Regions from separate parts of the Homo sapiens genome. Here region 1 is linked to region 2. Evidence: read pairs that join two places in POLR2A ChIA-PET (ENCODE). Cell type or tissue: Panc1. All regions are shown on one strand. Links, peaks and the distances in the headings refer to the core of each region. The heading gives the core; the rest is flanking DNA.

Evidence for each region. ChIA-PET counts read pairs that join two places held together with the same protein. Peaks named below come from ENCODE experiments on the same cell type or tissue, not always from the same donor. Only the 100,000 strongest peaks of a DNase experiment are listed, where the experiment ranks them.
Region 1: POLR2A ChIA-PET joins it to region 2 with 20 read pairs; 2 of 35 experiments call an interaction of 5 or more read pairs at or near these places.

The regions. Positions count from the first base shown.
Region 1 is chr11:72,640,213-72,648,212 of GRCh38, reverse strand. PDE2A (phosphodiesterase 2A) reads left to right here. Exons shown (of 31, transcript NM_002599.5): 2 at 5,887-5,959. Among named protein-coding and RNA genes, the nearest start is that of PDE2A-AS1, 17 kb to the left of the region's middle. RefSeq lists enhancers at 4,610-5,199, 5,634-6,134 and a silencer at 4,976-5,315. In Panc1, for the core only: a CTCF peak has its summit at 5,010 (motif pointing right); DNase peaks (open chromatin) are centred at 4,512 and 4,912; H3K4me3 peaks cover 1,663 bases; H3K27ac peaks cover 373 bases; H3K27me3 peaks cover 1,294 bases.
Region 2 is chr11:72,022,701-72,035,259 of GRCh38, reverse strand. NUMA1 (nuclear mitotic apparatus protein 1) reads left to right here. Exons shown (of 27, transcript NM_006185.4): 4 at 5,970-6,055; 5 at 10,907-10,986; 6 at 12,113-12,195. Among named protein-coding and RNA genes, the nearest start is that of NUMA1-AS1, 15 kb to the right of the region's middle. RefSeq lists an enhancer at 9,843-10,137. In Panc1, for the core only: a CTCF peak has its summit at 9,742; no DNase peak of the experiment used is centred there.

The sequences.
Region 1 (8,000 bases), core at 1-8,000, 610 kb before region 2:
CAGGCACCAGGCCCAAAGATAGGGGCAAGGGCTAGATCCTGGTATTGGAGGACCCTCAGGAGAGGCTGTGTGTGACTTGCTCTCTCTCTGACCTGGGCTAGAGCATAAACACGTGTCACATACTTGCACACACATTCACACGTGAAAGCACGCACATGCTATTCCTGGACACTTGTGTACACACACCACTGCACACATATACCTGCATGTGTGAATATACACTCACTTCTGCACACAGACACATGCCTATCTGCATAGACACACCCGTGCCAACCCCTATAGATACACAGACATATCTGTGTATACACATATAAGTTCAGCTATACCACTGCAGTATCACACACCCTCACAAGGATACAAACCTGTGCTCACACTCTCTTCCACCCTCACACACATCATGCTTACAAGCCTGTGTGCAGCCTTACACACATGCACACACATACAGAGCAGCCTAAGGGTGGCTCACCCCTGCCCAGGTGAACACCTGTGCCCACTCCAGGGCTGGAGTGTTGAGGAAAGGGTCTGGATGGAGGCAGAACCTGCAGAGATGTCAGTTTCTTCCAGGAAGCATCTTGGATTGTCCCTTCACAGAGCCCTTGGAAGTGGGGCCCTCTTTTAGTCCATGGGCTCTAGCCCAGGTCACAGAGAGAGCAAGTCACACACAGCCTCTCCTGAGGGTCCTCCAATACCAGGATCCAGCCCTTGTCCATATCTTTGGGCCTGGTGCCTGCGTAGGACCATCTGCTCAGGAGAGGTACCTTCTGCCCAGGGAGGCCTGCCTGGATACTGCCTCCTCCACCTCAGCTTCCTGAGCACTCAAAGAGAAGCAGGCCAAGCTTCACGGCTGCTGAGAAGTCTGAGACCAGGGAGGGCCAAAGCCTTGCCTGAGGTCACCCAGCATGTCAGGGAAGGGCTAGGGTTTGAACCTGGGCTTCCAGGTGGGGGTGTAACCATGGTCCATGGCAACAGGATAGATGCATGTCAGGCAGCAGACAGGCCCTTGGAAGCAAGACATGTGGTCATGGGGGATAGGAAAAGACTTACAGTCTATGGAGATCTGCCAGGACCAAGTGTGTGAGATGGAGAGATGGTGCTTCTTCACCAGAGCTCACTGGGCACCACAGGGCTCCCAGCTTGGCTGGACCATGGGGACTCAGGGAAGAATCAGACAGGCCCTGCTCTTGAGGGAGGGCTGGGGATAGGTGAAGAAGGAAGAGGGCATTATAGACTGGGGAGATGGTGGGGGCTACTTCTCGTTGGATGGCAGTTTTCTTCCTGCATCTTGAAAGATCTAACTTTCAAATTTCTTTACCCTCAAAACTCGGCATGGAGTACATTCTCAGTAAATATTTATGGCATGAATGAATTAATGAAAGTATGATATTGGCAGGCAGATATGCCTTTGGAAGGGTATTCAAAATGGGAGGGCAACAGGTTGGGCAAAGGCAAAGAGGTGGAAGAAAAGCCAGAGGTTCAGGGTACAGCTGAGTCAGGCATGGCTGGACGGGAAGTGGTAGGAGAAGCAGCAGGAAAAAGTCACGTGGGGATGAGCCTTGCATCTTATACTGAGTTTGGATGTTGCCTTGGAGGCCATGGGGAGCCCAGTGAAGATTATGAGCAGAGGGTGAACATGGTCAGAGTGAACCTGCCCTGGCTTTGGGGGGTCCTGGGCTACATAGTAGCTGCTTATCCTTGGTGCAAAGAGCACTGGGTTTGGAGTCTATAGGCCAGGGTTCACATTCCTATAGTAACCAGCTGTGCCATCTCAGGTAAGCATCTACATTTCTCTGAGCCTCACTTTCCTTATTTGTAAAATGGGGCTAATGCCGTGCCTCCTGAGGCTGTTGGATCTGGCCTGGGTGAGGAAATGCTTTGCCAGCACAAGGCCCTACCAATGAGAGGTGTCATTTTTATTAGGAACAAGGCAGGGCTGGTTCCTAGACAGGGCCTGAGGTTGAGTGGGCCCAGGACCCAGGCTGACAGCTGAGTCACCTTTTCCAGGCCAAGTGGCCTCTAAGGTGGGAAGACAAAAAGAGTTGGCTAGAGGGGCTGGGCTATGCATTCCTAAGCTGGAGCTGGGAGGAAAGCTGGGGCTGGGACTGGGCTTCCTGGTGTCCGAGATGGGCAGAGGGTGCAGACACCGGGATAGTAGGACCCTCAGCCACTGCATTCTTGGGGACAAAAGAGGAGCTGGGAAATCTGATTTCCTTACCTGGCTTTGCTCAAGAAGCAAGGAATGTATTTAAGGCACAGACTGGAGTGAGATGGCCTGGGTTTGAATTTTGACTACTTACAAGCTATGTGACTGTGGGCAGTTTACTTTGTGCCTGAGTTTTCCTTATCTGTGAAGTGTGACTAATAATAGATCCCACCCTATAACATTGTTGAGAAGATGAAATGTGAGGCACACAGTATGTGCTCAATAAATGCGAAAGCCTCCCAGCCCCAGATGTATACACTCGGCCAGTAGGGGCCAGCCCTGGCCCTCACCTCCATGGGACAGAGGTCAGCCAGGGAGGAGATGCATCTACTCCAGGGTTCTCTGACCTGGCAGCAAATTAGAATCACCGGGGGACATTCACAAACATCTGGGATGGGGGTTCCAGATATCAGTATTTAAAATGCTCCCAGGCAATTCTAACATGAGTCAGGGTGAGAACCCAGAACAGGATCACAGATTGTGCAGTTGGAGTGAGGTAGGGATCTGCGTGTGAGTGGAGGAGTCCTTGGAGTGGGGTCACTCCTAGCTATAAGAGCTCGGCAAGGCCTTTAAATGTGCCAACTCAAGGAGCCTTGGTTGCCCCCTCAGGAAGGGTGCTGGTTGGGGAATTTCAAGGATTGTGTGAGAGGGTTTTTCTGAAAGGGCTCTGCACTCTACCAAGCACTGGAAGAAAGCAGTGCACTTGTTTATTGAGTCTAGTGTAATAACATTTCACAGATGGGGAAATAGAGGCCTAGAGAGGTGCTGTGGCCTGCTCAGAATCCCACAGCAAGTCTATGGCACAGTTAGGACTCAAACCCTCTGAGGAATGCTTGGATCTGAAAGGTTGACACAGAAAGACTCTTTGAGCTGAGGGACACATAGAGCACACACCAGGGACCCCAGTCATTGAGCTGTAGTTTGAGAGATTCAAGTAAGACTGAAGAAATAACTTCTTGGCTGGGTGCAGTGGCTCACACCTGTAATCCCAACACTTTGGGAGGCTGAGGTGGGTGGATCATGAGGTCAAGAGATCGAGACCATCCTGGCCAACATGGCGAAATCCCATCTGTACTAAAAATATAAAAATTAGCTGGGCATGGTGGTGCATGCCTGTAGTCCCATCTACTCGGGAGGCTGAGGCAGGAGAATTGCTTGAACCCGGGAGGCGGAGGTTGCAGTGAGCTGAGATCGCGCCACTGCGCTCCAGCCTGGTGACAGAGCGAGACTCCGTCTCAAAAAAATAAAATAAAATAAAATAAAATAAAATAAAATAAAATAAAATAAATAAAATAACTTCTCAAGAGGTGAGTGCCATGGAGGTGGTGCCTGGAGTTGGGAGCCCAAGAGATGGTGGCGGTGCCAGGCCAGGGTCGGCTGTTGACCATGGTCTGAGGTGGCCTCCCCTGAAGAACAAGTAACTCTGGCCAGTGGCTGTAACAGATACCTCCCGGGCACCTGTATCTCACCCAGCCTTGTCCAGAGCCCAGGACTGAGCCAGTGACACATGCTCAGAATTTACCAAGAGACTTGTGCACTGAGCTCAGACTCAGACCTAGTCCTTCCAACAGCCCTTACATGGGTCATCCCCTTTTACGGAAGAGAAAACTGAGGCCAAAAATAGGAAGGGAGGCCCTGTGGGGGCCAGAACCTTTACACATCTTAGCCCAGGTAATTTTTTCTACAGTGTTAATAAGTAGGATGAATTGCCCCTGTTTGGAAGATTCAGTAAAATACATTGACTTGGCCCAGATCACTTACTCTACACCTCTCCTAAGTCCCCAGATGTGACTCCCAGGAAAGACACAAAAAAGGGCTACCCAGAGGGATAAGGTAGTAACCAGGGAAGCCCTCCCAGAGGAGGTGGGCCTTCAAATGGCCCCTAAATGACAGGCAGGAGGGAAGGATCTGGGAGGGTATTGGGGGTGGGGTGGCATGGGCAAAGGCCTGGAGGTGAGAGTCAGTCAGTCATTGATGTGAGAAGAGCAAGAAGTAGAAATGTAAGGAATGGTGGGGAGGGGAGTCAGAGCTGGATGACCAAGCAAGGGTTCAGCTGTAGAGGGTCTGGCCCGCCAGGCTCAGGGCTCGGGCTTTATTGTGCTGGTGGTAGGGAGCCACTGAGGGTGAGTGGGGGAGAGCATGCCAGAGCATGCCTCAGAAAGAAAGGTGGGAGAAACGCTGGCATGGAGGGCTGCCCCCTGAGTTGGTGGGGTGGCCGGGCTCTGCCAAGGCTATGTGCCAGCTGCCTGGACTGTGTCCAGGAATGGGCACAATGACTCAACATTGAGAAAATCACTCCCCAGGGAGAAAGGGCCCTGATGAATCACCCAGCTGAGGTGGGGAGGCTGGGAGGCTGGGAGGCTGGGAGGCTGGGAGCTCACTGAGTCACCGTCCAAGAGTTGGTGAGGAGGGGAGCTGCAGAGAGAGGGGCCGGCAGTGCAGTTGACGGGGGGATTCAGGTCAGACCACATTGAGGGCTGTCGGGGGACTCTACCTTCCCGCCATTCCCGGGTTTGGTCCTCCTGGCCGTCCTGTGAGGGAGATGAGAAAACTGAGGCCCAGGAAGTGGGGGGAGGGGATCCGAGCAAGGTCATGCGGCAAGTCGCTGGCAAAGGCCTAGCGAGACCCAAGCGCACCCTCCAGTCCAGACACGTCCTGCCGCCCCAACCGCTTTCATGCCAAGCAGAGGCCTAAGAACCGGGTCGGTCCGGGCAGGGAGCTGACCCCGGTGACCCGCTGAATCCCCGGACGCGGCCCCTCCGGGCAGCCGGCAACTGAGGCCGGATTGCGCCGCCGCGATGGGACGGCAGGGGGCGCAGGAGCGTCGCGGCTGCCGCAGGCTCCTGAACCCAGAAGCCGCTCTGCGGAGAAACGCGCTCCCGGAGCGCGGGTCCCACCGCGGAACTGCGGACCGTGTGGCCCTGGGGCCTGCACCCTCTCCGGCTCCGGGGACGGCGACAGAGACCTGCCCACCCAGGCCTGGGGGCCCCAGTCAGTGGCGGCCGCCGTGTGTGCGCTCGGTGTCTGTGCGCACGTGTCTCCCTCGCAGATGGGCGACTGCTCCAGGGCCTGTCCGTCTCACAGCGACCTCCAACATTCTCCCGACTTCCCCCTGCCTCCTAGGCTGAGGGAGAGGAGCAAGCCCGAGGCTCCTGCGGTGTCCGCGGCCCCTGCCCCCCTTCCCCTTCCCTCCCCACCCCACCCCACTGCGCCGGTCTCTGCCTGGGGCTCTGGCCGGGCCCCGGACCCCAGAGTGGTGGCGGGGAAACAGGGTGCGATCAGACAGGGTGGAGGCTCTGAGAGCGGCCCCTGCGAGATGCGAGAGAAGTGGCGACGGGGCGAGGGGCAGCGAGCGCAGGCTGACAGCAGGCCAGCTGGAAGGGCCGAGGGAACCCAGGGCGAGACAGAAGCGGGGTGACAGCGGCCGGGTGTCCGGTGGGGTCGGAGGATCCGACGGGCCGAGAGGTGCGGTCCGCGGTGGCGGGGACATAGGCGGGGCCGGGGCGGGCCGGGGGCGGGCGGGGGGCGGGCCGGGGCGGGGCCGGGGCGGACACTCGGGCGGACCAGGCGAAGCTGTCGCGGACGCGCTGACCGAGCGCAGCGGCCGGGCCGGCGGGCGGGCGGGCGGCTGCGAGCATGGTCCTGGTGCTGCACCACATCCTCATCGCTGTTGTCCAATTCCTCAGGCGGGGCCAGCAGGTCTTCCTCAAGCCGGACGAGCCGCCGCCGCCGCCGCAGCCATGCGCCGACAGCCTGCAGGTAGGGGGGCCCCCGCGCTGGGCACCAGGAGAACGGGGTGTCCGGCGAGCGCCGGGCCGGGTCTGCCCGCCCCCGAACCCTTCTCAGGGAGGAGACCCCTCCTCTAGTTCTGAATTCTACTCCTGTGCTGGGACGGCAGCGCAGACCAAGAGCCCTTGAAGCCCCAGCTCTCAGTCCACACGTCACCCCAGACTCTGAACTCCTTTCGGATCCGGGGCTCCACCCCAAGCACTGAGCTTCCAGTCCACGGTGGGACCGCAGTGCACACTGAGAGCTGTGCCCAAGCCTCGAATTCCCTTTCCTTAGATTAGTGGGGACCCTGCCCACGCCTCGGAACCTTCACCATATATGTGGGGCTCCCGGCACACCTGGAGCACCTGAACCCCCAGCTGTCATCCAGGACTCCACCTCAGAGCCGGCCTCACCCAAAGCCCCAAACCTCCATTCCAAGCCTCAACTGGACACCCGCTCAGATTCCCACCCAAACATCTGGACTTCAGTCCTCAGCCTGGAACCTACCCCAGAGTCCAAATCTCTCCTTCCATCAGGGCTTCACTGGCTTTCTCTGTGGGACCCACTCCCCGATCCCTTCCCTCCCTCCTGTGTTGGAGATCTCCGAGTCTTTCCTCGTGGGGGGCCCCTCCTCTTGTTCCTCTCCAGGTACAGTGGTCCCACTTTATTCTCTGGGCTTCTCCTCTGGTTTCTCTTCAAGTATTTCTGGGCTCTCTAATTTGGTCTGTTGCCCCATGTGCCCACCTCTCTTGGTCTATCTTGGTCTCTCTCCTGTTTCTCTAGGTCTCCATCTTCGTTTTGGGGTCTCTTTCTGCAGCCACCCCTTCCTCTTGTATCTACCTCTGCTTTGTGGTGAGGAGGGGGCAGGCTCAGAGAGCAGGGCTAGTGTCCCTGGGACACCCCCGCCCCCCATGTTCTCAGGCATGGCATGGTGTGGGCTCAGGTGGAAGGGCCTAAATGTGGAGTGTGCTGCCCTCAGGCGATGCCCAGGGATCTGAGGTGGTGGGGGGATGATGTGGTGGGCACTGGCTTTTGTAACTTATAAAGCCCCTCATCCCAGCTGCCCTGGTCTTGACGGGGGCGGCTAGGGCTTGAGATAGGGAAGAGTAAACTGCAATCTGGTGTCAACCTGCGGTGGGATGTGTCCAGGCTGGGTGGGTCTATAGTGTATGTGTTTGTGTGAGTGTTCCTGTCTGTGTGTAGCACGGGCTGGGTTGCATGTGTTGGGTGTGTCTTGTGTGTAATCATGTGTGTTGTGCCGTGTATGAATGTGTCATCGAGAGTGGGATTATTTGTGGGGAGATTATGGGAATTATGGGTCTATGGCATTGTGTGCTATGTGTGGCTGGGGAGGCAGTGTTGTGGCTGTGGAGTGGTAGCTGGGTGTGTGGCTGTTGTGTGTGTAGAGAACTTGTGTGTATGTGGCTGTATGTCTGTTATTGTACAGTGGAGTTGTTGTAGGGACAGCTTGCATACAGGATTCTATATGTAGTTGTGTGTGTTACTGGCTGTTGTGTGTGGCCAGGAAGGGCCACTGCAGGGGCCTGATGGTTTCCACTGGGTGTCTTGTCAGAGAGGAGTTGGGGCAGGGGGTGCCGTGTGTGCCAATGTGTTTGCAGCCTAGGTGGCTGGCTTAGAGTCACTATGGCACATCCTGGGATTGCTTGGGTAATATATCTATTAGGACCTGAGTGCTGGTGTTTGAATGTCATGTGTCTGTGTGGTGGCTGCTCCCGCGATTCTGGACAGGAAAGGGTTGCAGCCAGGGCTGAGGGGTCTGAGGTGAGGAGCCAGTTGACAAGTGTGTGAGTGTGTGAGTGTGTGTGTGTGCGTGCATGTACACGTGCATATGGGAATGGGGTGGGGTGGGAGGAGGCAGTGGGCCAGCAGCGCTGTCTATGCTGAGGGGCTGTGTGTGCCCACAAACGTGTGACATTAGGTGTGCACATTATCTATGCAGGTTGTGTCTGCATGTGTCTCTGTGTCTAGGTGGCGTGCGTATTGAATTTAATTGGATGCATACACCTGT
Region 2 (12,559 bases), core at 1,858-9,857:
TTACTTCATCAAAATTCTTTTGCTAGATCATTCATACATTTTCTACCAGAGACAGTGGCAAATGAAAAAATAATAGAGTGCATTGGATATTTAAAGCTAGAGAGGCTGGATGTGGTGGCTCACACCTGTAATCCCAGCACTTTGGGAGGCTGAGGCAGGAGGATTGCTTGAGCCCAAGAGTTCAAGACCAGCCTGGGCAACATGGCAAAAACCTGTCTCTACAAAAAATTAAAAAATCAGCTGGGCATGGTGTCGTGCACCTGTAGTCTCACCTACTTGGCAGGCTAAGGTGGGAGGATCCCTTGAGCCCTGAAGGTTGAGGCTGCAGTGAGCCATGATTGCACCACTGCATTCCAGCGTGGGCGACAGAGTGAGACCATGTTTCAAAAATATATATAAAAATAATAAATAAAGCTAAAGAAACAGAGGAGACCATGGAGTGTGGTGATAAATATGGGTCTCAGAGTCACATGCCCAGCATAGAATCACAGCACTGGTCTCTCTGACCCAGGGCAAGTTGGCCTCTCAGTATCTTCAGTATCTTTTTTTTTTTGAGATGGAGTCTTGCTCTGTCGCCAGGCTGGAGTGCAGTGGCGTGATCTCGGCTCACTGCAACCTCTGCCTCCTGGGTTCAAGCAATTCTCCTGCTTCAGCCTCCCGAGTAGCTGGGATTACAGGTGCACGCCACCATGCCCAGCTAATTTTTTTGTATTTTTAGTAGAGACGGGTTTCACCATGTTGGCCAGGATGGTCTCGATCTCCTGACCTCGTGGTCCGCCCTCCTTGACCTCCCAAAGTGCTGGGATTACAGGTGTGAGCCACCACGCCTGGCCAGTATCATTTTTTTTAATGGGGATGATTTTAAATTAAAATACCTCATAAAGTTCTAATTTCTCTTGGCACCATGAAAAAATAAAATAAAATATCTCATGGGGTAATTACAAGGATAATGAGATACATATAGTGTGCACAAGTACCCACATACATGCAGTCATTTAGCATGTTATCTCAATAAATCATAGTTCTTGACATTTAAAATACTTCCTGGGCATGCTAGTTGACACAGGATATTTTAGTATTCACCCTGAGTACTGATTAATCAGGGCCAATTGGAGAGCCAACCATTTTTCTTTTTTTAAAAAATAGACATAGAGTCTCATTCTGTTGCCTAGACTGGAGTACAGTGATGTAATCATAGTTCATTGTAACCTCAAACTTTGGGGCTCAAGCCATCCTTCTACCTCAGCCCCCCAAGTAGCTAGGACCACAGGGGTACATGCCATGCTAATTTTAAAAAACTTTTTGTAGAGATGGGGTCTTGCTAAGTTGCCCAGGCTGGTCTCAAACTTCTGACCTCAATTTTAATGTGACCTCAAAAAAAATACAATGTTTTATATTTTTGGTAGAGACTGGGTTTTGCCATGTTTCCCAGGCTGGTCTTGAATTCCTGAGCTCCAGTGATCCACCCGCCTTGACCTCCCAAAGTGTTAGGATTGTAGGCATGAGCCACTGCGCCTGGCCTAAGACTAGTTTTATTTATAGCAGCTACTTACATCCTTTTCTGAAAAGTCACAATAAATATGCATGAGGCCAGGTGCAGTGGCTCACACCTGTAATGCCAGCACTTTGGGAGGCTGAGGTGGAGGATCACTTGAGCTCAGAAGTTTGCAACCACCCTGGGCAACGTGGTGAGACCCTGTCTCTTCAAAAAATACAAAAATTAGCTGGGTGTGGTGGTGTGCTCCTGTGGTTCCAGCTACTTAGGAGGCTGAGGTGGGAGGATCACCTGAGGCTGTGGAGGTTGAAGCTGCAGTGAGCTGTGATCGTGCCACTACACTCCGGCCTGGACAATAGAGTGAAAGCCTGTGTCAAAAAAAAAAAAAAAAAAAAAAAAACAAAGAACATGCATGAAAATGTTAAAGTATAGTTATATGTGCTGGGATCAGTAGTGCACACCTGTAGTCCCTGCTACTTGGGAAGCTGAGATGGGAGAATTGCTTGAGCCCGGGAGTTTGAGGTTGCAGTTAGCCATGATTGCATCTGTAAATAGCTGCTGCACTCCAACCTATAACATAGCAAGAGCCTGTCTCTTAAAAATATATATAAATATAGTATAGAGAATGTTTTCAATTTAAACAAAAGTTGTGGAGCTAAAGCAAATTTTATGAAACTGTAGTAGCATGAAATAATGCATCTGTTATGTTAGTGAGAAGAGTGGCATAGAACATACACATACACACACATGATAATTCCAACTACAGTTTAAAAAAAATTACCTAGAAAAAACGAAAGAAATACATCAAAATGCTAAAAGTACCTGTATTAAAATACTAGAATTATTGGGAGCTCTGTTTTTTGTCTTCTGAATTTTCAGTAATTTATAACATAAAAATAAATTAGTGGTTTATTTTATTAATACTTAAATTATAGCTTGAAACTATTCTGTAAACAGCAGTTAATAATGAATAAACTGTTACAGGGTATTTTAAGATTTGACAACCTTAAGCAACCTTGCAATCCTTAAAGGCAACTCTTGAGTTATGTGGTGAGCCTGGTCCTCACTCTCATGTTTTATGCCCTGACTAGAGATGAAGGAACTTCTCTACTTCCTCAACTTTTAAATGATTTCTCACTTGAGAGCAAAAATAACTCACAGGAAGAAAAAATATTTTTATATCCATGAAAGGAACTGTGGCTGGATTATTACTTAATTGGTATATGTGATGAATCCAGATTCCTTAGGAGACTTTACATCAGCTAATTGGTATGATTTTTTAGTCTTGTTAGTGAACAAGCATCCATAGTCCTTGAATGTTTTACCTAGATTGCAGGTATTGATAGGAGATGGTTTAGCCTTGGCAGTCTCTTCATTTTCTGCAGGTAAAATGGAATCTTGGCCTGAAGTTTTCAGAATCTTCCTAGAAAACTTACAATGACCTGTCCTGACCAATTAGATTGAGCTTTTTTCAAAAGACAGTAAAAATATATTATAAATATATTAGCAAACTCTTTAAGACGTCAATAAGTCATATTTTATTTCACGTTAAAAAAAATTTTAATCTGTTTTAACTGGGATTCATCTAAAAGATTCCGCTTTTTGAGATAGGGTCTTGCTCTGTGACCCAGGCTGGAATGCAGTTGCAGCTTCATAGCTCACAGCAGCCTGGAACTCCTGCACTCAAGCAATCCTCTGCCTCCCACCTTAGCCTCCTGAGTAGCTAGGACCACAGGCATGCACCACCATGCTGGGCTATTTTTCCTTTCTCTCTCTTTTTTTTTTTTTTTTTAATTTTTTGGGGAAAGGGTCTTGCTATGTTGCCTAGGCTGATCTCAAACTCCTGGCCTCAAGCGATTCTCCCTCCTCGTCCTCCCAAAGCACTGGGATTACAGGCATGAGCCACCACACCTAGCCTAAATGTTGTATTTATTTATTTATTTATTTTTTTGAGACAGGGTCTCAATCCGTTGGCCAGGCTAGAGTGCAGTGGTGTGATCATAGCTCGCTGTAGCCTTGACCTCCCAGGCTCAAGCGATCTTCCCACGTCAGCCTCCCGAGTAGCAGGGACTACGCGAGCATACAGGCGCAAGCCACCTCACCCAGCTAAAAATTTTTTTAAATTATTATTTTGTAGAGCCAGGGTCTCCTTATGTTGCCCAGGCTGGTCTTGAACTCCTGGCCTCAAGCAGTCCTTCCACCTCAGCCTCCCCAAGTGCTGGGATTACAGGCATGGGCCACTGCGCCTGGCCTAAAAGTTGTTTTTAAATGTGAAAGTGTTTAACTCAAATAAATACTATCATGTCTGTAGAGAAATCATTGATTTTTAAAAATCCTCTTAATTCTATAGTGCATGCAGCTAACTTAACTATTAAGAAATACAAATGTTATGTCTACTTCATTATTTTAATTTTATTAACCATAATAGTGCTTTATGTTTATTAGTTTTTCTTTTTTCTTTTTTTTTTTGAGATGTCTCTGTTGCCCAGGCCACAGTGCAGGGACACTATCATAGCTCATTGTAACTTCTCCAGCTCCTGGGCTCAAATGATCCACCTACCTCAGCCTCTTATGTAGGTAGGACTTACAGGCACATGTCACCATGTCCAGCTTGCTTGCTTGCTTATTTATTTATTTAGTAGAGACAAGGTATTGTTATGTTGCCCAGGGTGGTCCTAAACTCCCAGCCTCAAGCAGTCCCCCTACCTCAGCCTCCCAAAGTGCTGGGATTACAGGTGTGAGCCACTGCACCTGGCCTACTTTATATTTTTTAATGTGTTCTTGCATCCATAATCCCATTTGAGCTCACACTGGTCCTTTGAAGTAGATAAAGTAGGGATTCCATCCATTTGGCAAGGGAGGAAACTAGTGCAGAGAGAAATAAAGTTTGTAACAAAGGTTGCTGGCAAGTTTGTGGAGGAGCTGGGCCCAAAGTGTGTATGTACTGGCTCCCAGCCCAAATATAGAGAACACATTTGTAAGCAATAGAATCTAGTTGTCTGCACATAACCACTATGCTGAAGTTCTTTAAAATACCTTGTTTCTTAAAGCAGGCTCAGTCTCTCTCCCCTCTTAGTGTTGAATATGTGAATAATTAACTTAGCAAACCCTTTCTTCCTATAGTAATAAAAACGTAAACTTCAGCCCAGGCTACTTCTGAACTGTAGTGCCTGTGGAATTCATGAGGTTTTCCTGTAGAGGTTGACCATGTATACTTATTGAATAACCTGTGTACCTGATGTGTGTGACCCCTGGTGAATATTCTAGTGGTAAAAACTGATTTAAATGTATGCCTATCTGAAGCCAAAGAATGGGAACAGGCAACTAAATTAGAATTAAGAAGTTTTTCTTTGAAATTCCCAGCTCCTATTCTTTCATCCCCCACCGCCCCCTTTTTTTTTCTTTTCTTTTCTTTTTTTTTTTCCTTTGGAGACAGGGTCTTGCTCTGTCACTCAGGCTAGAGTACAGTGATGCAATCCCAGCTCACTGCAGCCTCGACCTCCCTGGGCTAAGGTGATCCTCCCACCTCAGCCTTCTAAGTAGCTGGGACTACAGGTATGTGCCACCACTCCTGGCTAATTTTTTGTATTTTTTGTAGGACAGGGTTTCACCATGTTGCCCAGGTTGGTCTTGAACTCCTGAGCTCAAGTGATCTTCCCGCCTCAGCCTCCCAAAGTGCTAGGATTACAGGTGTGAGCCACCGCGCTTGGCTCCCTCCACCCCCTTTTTAAAAAATCATCTTGTTCCCCTATTGTTTTTCCCTTCTCCCCTCAGCCAAAGCTTTATGTGTGGAAAGAATAAAAATGTATTAATAAGATTTTATATCTTTGTGGGAGTGTATAGCATATATGTAATATTTAAGTTTTGAATAGATATTTCAAAACTCAAGAGCCACAAAGGGCTATAATATAAAATGTATTAATAAGATTTTATATGTTTGTGGGAGTGTATAGCATATATGTAATATTTAAGTTTTGAATAGATATTTCAAAACTCAAGAGCCACAAAGGACTATAATATAAAAATCCAAGGGATACAGAAACTTATAATGTAAACGTTCAAGAAATACAAAGAGCTATAATACATTCAAGAGCTACAGAGAGTTATAATGTAAGAGCCTTTCTTTTCCCACCTCAGACTCCCTGCTGTCAAGTTCCTCTCTTTAGAAGCAGTGGTAGTACCAATTTATTGGTGTATCCTTCCAAAATACTCCCAGTGCTGGAACATCTTAGGAAAGTTTAAGCTTTTATTTAGTTGAAGCCAAAGGAAGGGCTCTCTGATGGTTGCATTTCAGGTGGCTGTAACTGGATGAGTGAGTGCAACGGCACTCCTTCCTGAAATTAAAAACCTGAGAATCATCAGTTCTTGTATTCCTATAGTCTACAACTGTAAGCACTCACATTAAGCCTCTGGGAAAAGGAGCAAACCATGTTGCTTCTAACGGTCTCACTAGGCTGTTCCCTTTGATTTACAGGTGAACAGTCTACACGTGGCTGACCCTGTGGAGGCTGTGCTGCAGCTCCAGGACTGCAGCATCTTCATCAAGATCATTGACAGAATGTGAGTACGCACCATACCCCTTTCTAGCCTCTAAGGCAAAGCTGATTGCTGGGGTGGGGGCTGTACTTGTTCTCTTTACTTGATGATGGCTATGACCAGAAATCAGGGGAAGGATTGGGACATCATAAGCCAGGGTGGGGCCTAAAGGCAAGAATACATTGACCTCATCTTCCAGTTGCTGTACCACTCCATGGGAGAGGTTTTACGCTTGTCCCATCCTGAGGCTTCTGCATTCTTGCACAGGAGAACCTCCAAGGCTCCACGCCCTCACATTCTTCCAAGTGCTCACTCTTGGGTTCCCCATCTCTTGTCTCACCAGAAGGCTTCTACAACCCTCCTTTCTTGACTCATCCCTACCCTATGCCACAAGCCCTCTTTGCAGCCTTCTGAGGGAAGAAAGGGGAAGCTCTCACATCTGAAGGAAAGAAGAAACACCTAGAAATCTCATCTCTAACTTGTTAGCACAGTACAGATATGCCTCTTTCTAAGCCATTATAAAATAAGTACACTTCTGGGGTTTTTACTGCTTCAATTAACTTGATTTCTGAGGTCCATGAGCATTTAATAAGCTTGTTGTTACCATGCAGCAAGGATTGTAGTTTGGCCTTTTGGTCTGTGTCTTTAGCACATTTCCTTTGAACGTCACAGTTATCTCGGAAATGAATAAAGTGGGGCTTCCTCCCAGTATCCTACCTTTCTGGGACCAAGCATAGGTCAGTTGTCATCTTTTTTTTTTTTTTTTTTTTTTTTTTTTAAGAAAAAGCACATTAGATTGTTTGCCCCAGGCCAAGGATAGACTGAAGTGTTGAAGGTGTTTATGTGCCATACGTGGCAGTTAGGAACTGGTATCAGGGACTCATATCTCTGAAGCAAGCACTTTAGCTACCTGTTCATAGGTAACAGCTCATTGATAGGGAAAGAAGGTAGAATTAAGCTTATCAAAGGCTAGAACTGTGTCTGATTCATCTTGGGGTCCTCCCTACCTAGCTTAGGATGCTACATTGTTTAGGTTTTAGTGAATGTTTGTTGAGTGAAGAGATGAGTTGGTGTTCTCTATCAGCAAGGTCTAGCGGGGCCAAGTGGCCCAGGACAGATGGGTCTGCTGCTAAAGTGGTTTTTATTTGAAGTGTGTGTTGATCGTGGGTTATCTTACAGGATTTTTTAATATTCCATATGGCTCTAACCAGGACCTGCCTTAGTACCTCTGAAAGAAGTCACTATTCTTATTTTGGTCCAGACAGTACCATTTTCTCTCCCAGTTACCCAGGCAGGACATTTCAACATCATCTTGACTTCTCTGTCTCCTTGGCGCTGATCTCTAATTGGTCATCATCCTCTCTGCTCACATCCAGCGTCCCTCCCTCTGCCTCATTCTGGATACTAGGCCCTCATGGCCTAGTTCTTCTCTAATCTGCCCTTATTGCAGTTCATTCCTATGCACGAGTTCTCAAGAATCTTTCTCAAATCTTGTTTTCTTTGTGACACTTCAGTGACTCTTCATCAAACCTCAGTGAATATTCATTTCTAATAGGTAGAAATCTAAAATCTTCAGCCTGGTGTTTAAGATCTTTCATCAGGGGGTCATTTCCTCTCACCAGTTTTGTTTCCTGCTTTTTTCTCTCCCCACTCGACACCACCTCATTTTTTTTTAATCTTATAGAAATCCTTAAATCCTGGATTTTGTTAATTGCATTATTATGGTACGGCTTAACTTGTTCCACTATTCCCCTTGTTGCCTATATACTGATAATTAGATCTAAGCTTGATTCACTTTTTTTTTTTGTCAAGGATACTTCATAGTTGGGGTTGTGTACCACCTGTAAGTCAGCATTTTGCAACTTCTGTTGAAAATCATTATTTTGCAAACCCTAAGGAAGTGATAGATCCAGGCACCTGACATTAATGGGTGGTAAAACCATTAGTCTGGCAATACCTAACTCTCTGTTTAATTTTAACCTCACTAAAAGTGAAGCAGCCAGGTATAATATGCCTTGTATTGTAACACACAATATGGGGCAGCATGCTTTTTTGACTTCAAAATAGATCAAGGAACTTTTGCTTTTGAAGAGAGAAATTTCCTTGGCCTGGTGACAAGAGCAGTAGATGTGCCCAAGAGTAAGGATGTGTGTTGTCCTTGGGTTAGCCACTGTAGGTTTATAACCTGCTAGGAAATTTTCATAGGAAGGGCCAAAAATTCAAGATGCTCATTTGCAAGTTGTCTTCTAGGGTGTTGCCTGAACCTAGGCTGCAGTAGAAGTGGGGCTTGGAGGTAGGCGATATTGAAATCCCAGGTTAATGCTAATCTCCATCTCAGATCCAGGACAATGCAGACCAGCTTCCTTTTGGGAAATGGAGGTTCTTAGTTAATATGTTCTGGCTCTTACATTTCTGATACCGCTACTGGTGCCAACCTAAATCAGCAGCCTAGTTCTCAGCAGAAGGCAGCAGAGGATGGCAAGGTTGGAGGGTAGATAGAAGCTGTGGGAGTTGGGTGGCTCCTGTCTGCACACTGGACAAGGGGCACCCTGAGAAAAATAATTCTTTAAAAAATTAAAAAAAAAATAAGCTGTGGGAGTTGAGGGTTTAACTGCTTGGCCACTTGGCCTTCTCTCTGGGAAAATTAACTGGGATCAACCCCTCTGACAAGTTTCCCTTTTGGTTCTTCTGTGCGTGAATAGTCTAAAGCAAAAAAGGCTGTCCCGTCTGTTTGATAGCTGTGAAGCTTGAATAACAGAGTATAGTGGAGGCATTTTGCCAGAAAACTTAGAGGTCTGACATTTTTGTCTTGCTGACTTTTATTTCTGCTCTTCTCAGTAAAAAGCATCCCTCAGTTGTCAGTCAGCCCATATGTATTGAGCACCTACTTTATTCCTGGCTTTCAGCTAGTGCAGTTGGAGTGGGCAGTTGTAAATGGTGCAGTTGCATTCATGAGTGCTGCAGGAAGACCTGGAGGACAGCCGAGGCATGACTGGCAGGAGTTGTGGATGGCTTCCTGACAGAGATGAGACTTCAACACAGTCTTAAAGGATGGGCTGGATTTCTCTAGGACTACTGTTGTCCAAAGTATGCTCCATGCAGCTTTACTTACACCAGGCTTTGTAGGGGGTGGGGGAAAAGGGTTTTGTGGTCAAATAGGTTTAGGAAATAATGCATGTTGTATCTTCTTCTATAAAAAATGTTCAGTTTAACCCAGCATTTTTTAAACATTTCACCTGAGAACCTCTTTTTATTTTAGTTAATGGAATACTCTGAGGTAAATATTGCTCTACACTGAGCCAAGGAGTCACAACATTCCAGATTGTGGGTGGGTAGGGAAAATGGCTCATTTGGGAGTCTGTAAGAGATTAGCATCTCCTCAAGACTTTGTAGGAGTCTCTGATCTCAGACCAACTATCCAGACAGAGTGCTTCTGGGAGGGATTCACTTGGAAGAAGCCTGTGTAATCACATGGGGTATGGGGGGAGGTACACTCATAGTCTTGGCTTGGATGATGCTTATGCTTGCAGGATGTCTCTGGCATTGGAAGGTTCTGGGCCTGCCCTGCCCTCCAGAAAGTTGGCTAAGAACTAGGAGTGTAGATTCTGAGAAGCAAGGGGCCCACTAATCAGGATCTCCCACTGTAGCCTAGAGAATTCAGCTTTCTAACTTGAAGTGGTATTTCACCTGCTGCTTCTGAAAATGGAACTGCAGTTAGCTAGGGGATCCAGCGAAGTTCCCCCACTAGGTTGAAGGCTGAGATGGCAAAAGCCTCCCAGAGCAGGATCCCAGGGACTAGTATTCTTTTTTTTTTTTGGAGACAGAATCTCGCTCTGTTGCCCAGGCTGGAGTGCAGTGGCATGATCTCAGCTCACTGTAATCTCTGTCGCTTGGGTTGAAGCAGTTCTCCTGCCTCAGCCTCCTGGGCTGTGTGAGAGCTCCCCCTGCTGTCTCCCTCTCCTCATGGCTCTCTTCACACTGCCCGCTCTTCCAGTTAAGCAAGTACAGACAAGAACCACTAATCAAGAATACTAGTCCTAGCTGGGCGCAGTGGCTCCAGCCTGTAATCCCAGCACTTTGAGAGGCTGAGGTGGGTGGAGGTCAGGAGTTTGAGACCAGCCTGGCCAACATGGCGAAACCCCATCTCTACTAAAAATACAAAAATTAGCCGGGCGTGGTGGTCCATGCCTGTAATCCCAGCTACTTGGGAGGCTGAGGCAGGAGGATTGCTTGAACCCAGGAGTCAGAGGTTATAGTGAGCCGAGATCGTGCCACTGCACTCCAGCCTGGGCAACAGAGCGAGATTCTGTCTCAAACAAACAAACAAACAAACAACACTCTAGTCCCTGGGATCCTCCTCTGGGAGGCTTTTGCCATCTCAGCCTTCAGCCTAGTGGGGGAACTTCACCCTGTCACTTCAGAGCCTTGTTTCCTCCTGTTCTTTCAGTTCTTGGATGTTTTTCCCTCCCCATGGTCTTCTCTCACTCTTAACCTAGGTGTGTTCTCCAGGCTTCCTGACAGTTTAGAGTTGAGCCATTCCAGATGGTGTAATATAGCTTCCCGTTCATCTGTGCTGCCTCCGTCTCCTCTCGGCCCCTTTCCACAGAGCTTTTTTATGTTTGCAAATAGGGTGGCAGAGTGCCATCTTTTCCAGAAGAACCCCATGCCTCAAGTCCCCTCTTCCCACCCACCACACAGTTCCATCTGGATAAATGGTGTCCTGGTATCTGTCACCTGCCTCCAGGATCTGATCTGGATCTCTTCCAGATCCAGCAGAGATCAAGACTGGAAGGAATGGGGAGGTACTATGAAATGCAGCAGCAAGGAGGCAAAGATTGCTGAATACTCTGGTCCTAATACTTGCTCTTTTTCTAGCCATGGCACTGAAGAGGGACAGCAAATCTTGAAGCAGCCGGTGTCAGAGAGACTGGACTTTGTGTGCAGTTTTCTGCAGAGTAAGCACCTTTCTTATCCAGCTATGAAGAAGCTGCTTCCTCAGCTCGTGGGATTGGAGAGTCCAGAGGAACTAGTTCATGGGTGTCTGGAGGAGAAAAATTTCAAGGCTCCCCACTCTTTAACACAAAGATGAAAACAGCTGGTTCAGATCCCCTGGGTCTTGTGATGCCTTCATCAGTTGGTGTAAGAAGAGTGTCCCTTCAGTCCCAGAGCCCTTCTCGGAGATCTAGGTGGAGCCAGAAGGTTACTTTTTGGGACCTGTCACTTTTAACTCTTTGAGCACCTTAAGTTTCTGTTTCCCCGAACTTCAAGGAGACAGAAGAGAGAATGAGTCTCTTTCCCTTGCAAGAAAAACTGTTTTTCCCAGATAACTTTGAATTAATTGCTTAGGCGATAGGTGTAGGGGCAGAGGCACATTAAGGTTGATCTTGACCCCCCTCACTGCTTGTGTGACCTTTCTGGACATAGGTTCCCTATCTATAATATGGAGATAACTGCTCTTCAAGTGGATGGGTGGATTAAATAAGAACACATGCAAAGCTTCTAGTACAGTGCTTTTCAGTTCCCCTCCCCTTGTCCAGCCTTAGACCACAGAGTCCTCGTCTTTGACATGGGGAGCTAGCTGCCATCTCCACCCCTAGAGAATTATAGGAAAGGTGAGGCTTTATTTAGATAAAGTAAGGTGTTAGTAATTTGAGCCCAGACCCTCGGGCAGTATAAGAGTCACGTATCCCTAGTTGTCCTTTTCTGACTCAGCTATAGGTTTACTCTGTGACCTCAGTTGGAACAGGATTCTAAAGTGACCTGGCATCTCTGGGCTCTTCCTCTGTGGTGCTGAGAGTTGGTGAGTGGGTGGGAGAGTGCAACATCATGACCCAGAGTTGCTGTGAATTCCGAGGCTGCTTTCTTCTTCCATTATCCCTGTAGCCCTTGGATTGACCCAGGATAGAACTGACTTCAGATGGAAAATTGTAAGGCAGGGGAAAGAGGCCATAGGAGTAAGGAGGCCTACATCTCATAGCCCCACCAGAGATAGCCATTCTGCTCCCCAGATTTCAGTGTTCTGGGATCTCAGGTATGGTTTCCAGGAAGTTCACCCTGTTTTCTACGTTGTTGTCATTGCAGAAAATCGAAAACATCCCTCTTCCCCAGAATGCCTGGTATCTGCACAGAAGGTGCTAGAGGGATCAGAGCTGGAACTGGCGAAGGTACCTATGGAATACCAGACTGGGGAGGCAGGGCAGGGTTGGGGTGATGGTACCTGAGGGACCCTGCAGGGCCTTCTCTTAACCCAAGGGGAGATGATGGGTGCTTTATTTCTGGGGCTCTAGTACGTTGGAGGTAGAACCAGGCAGCCACCTGTCTTGAGACAGAGGCTAATTTAGCCCAAGGATTCTAGGAGCCCATGATCTTATGACAGAGATTATGAAACAAACAATGGTTTACTAGACCATTACTGTGGGCCTCGGTGGAGACCTGGCAGAAATCAGGTCTCATTCGGCTATCACCATATTTTTATTATAGCTCAGTCTTAAGTCATTCCCTCTGCTCTTTCTGGGTGCTGGCCTATAG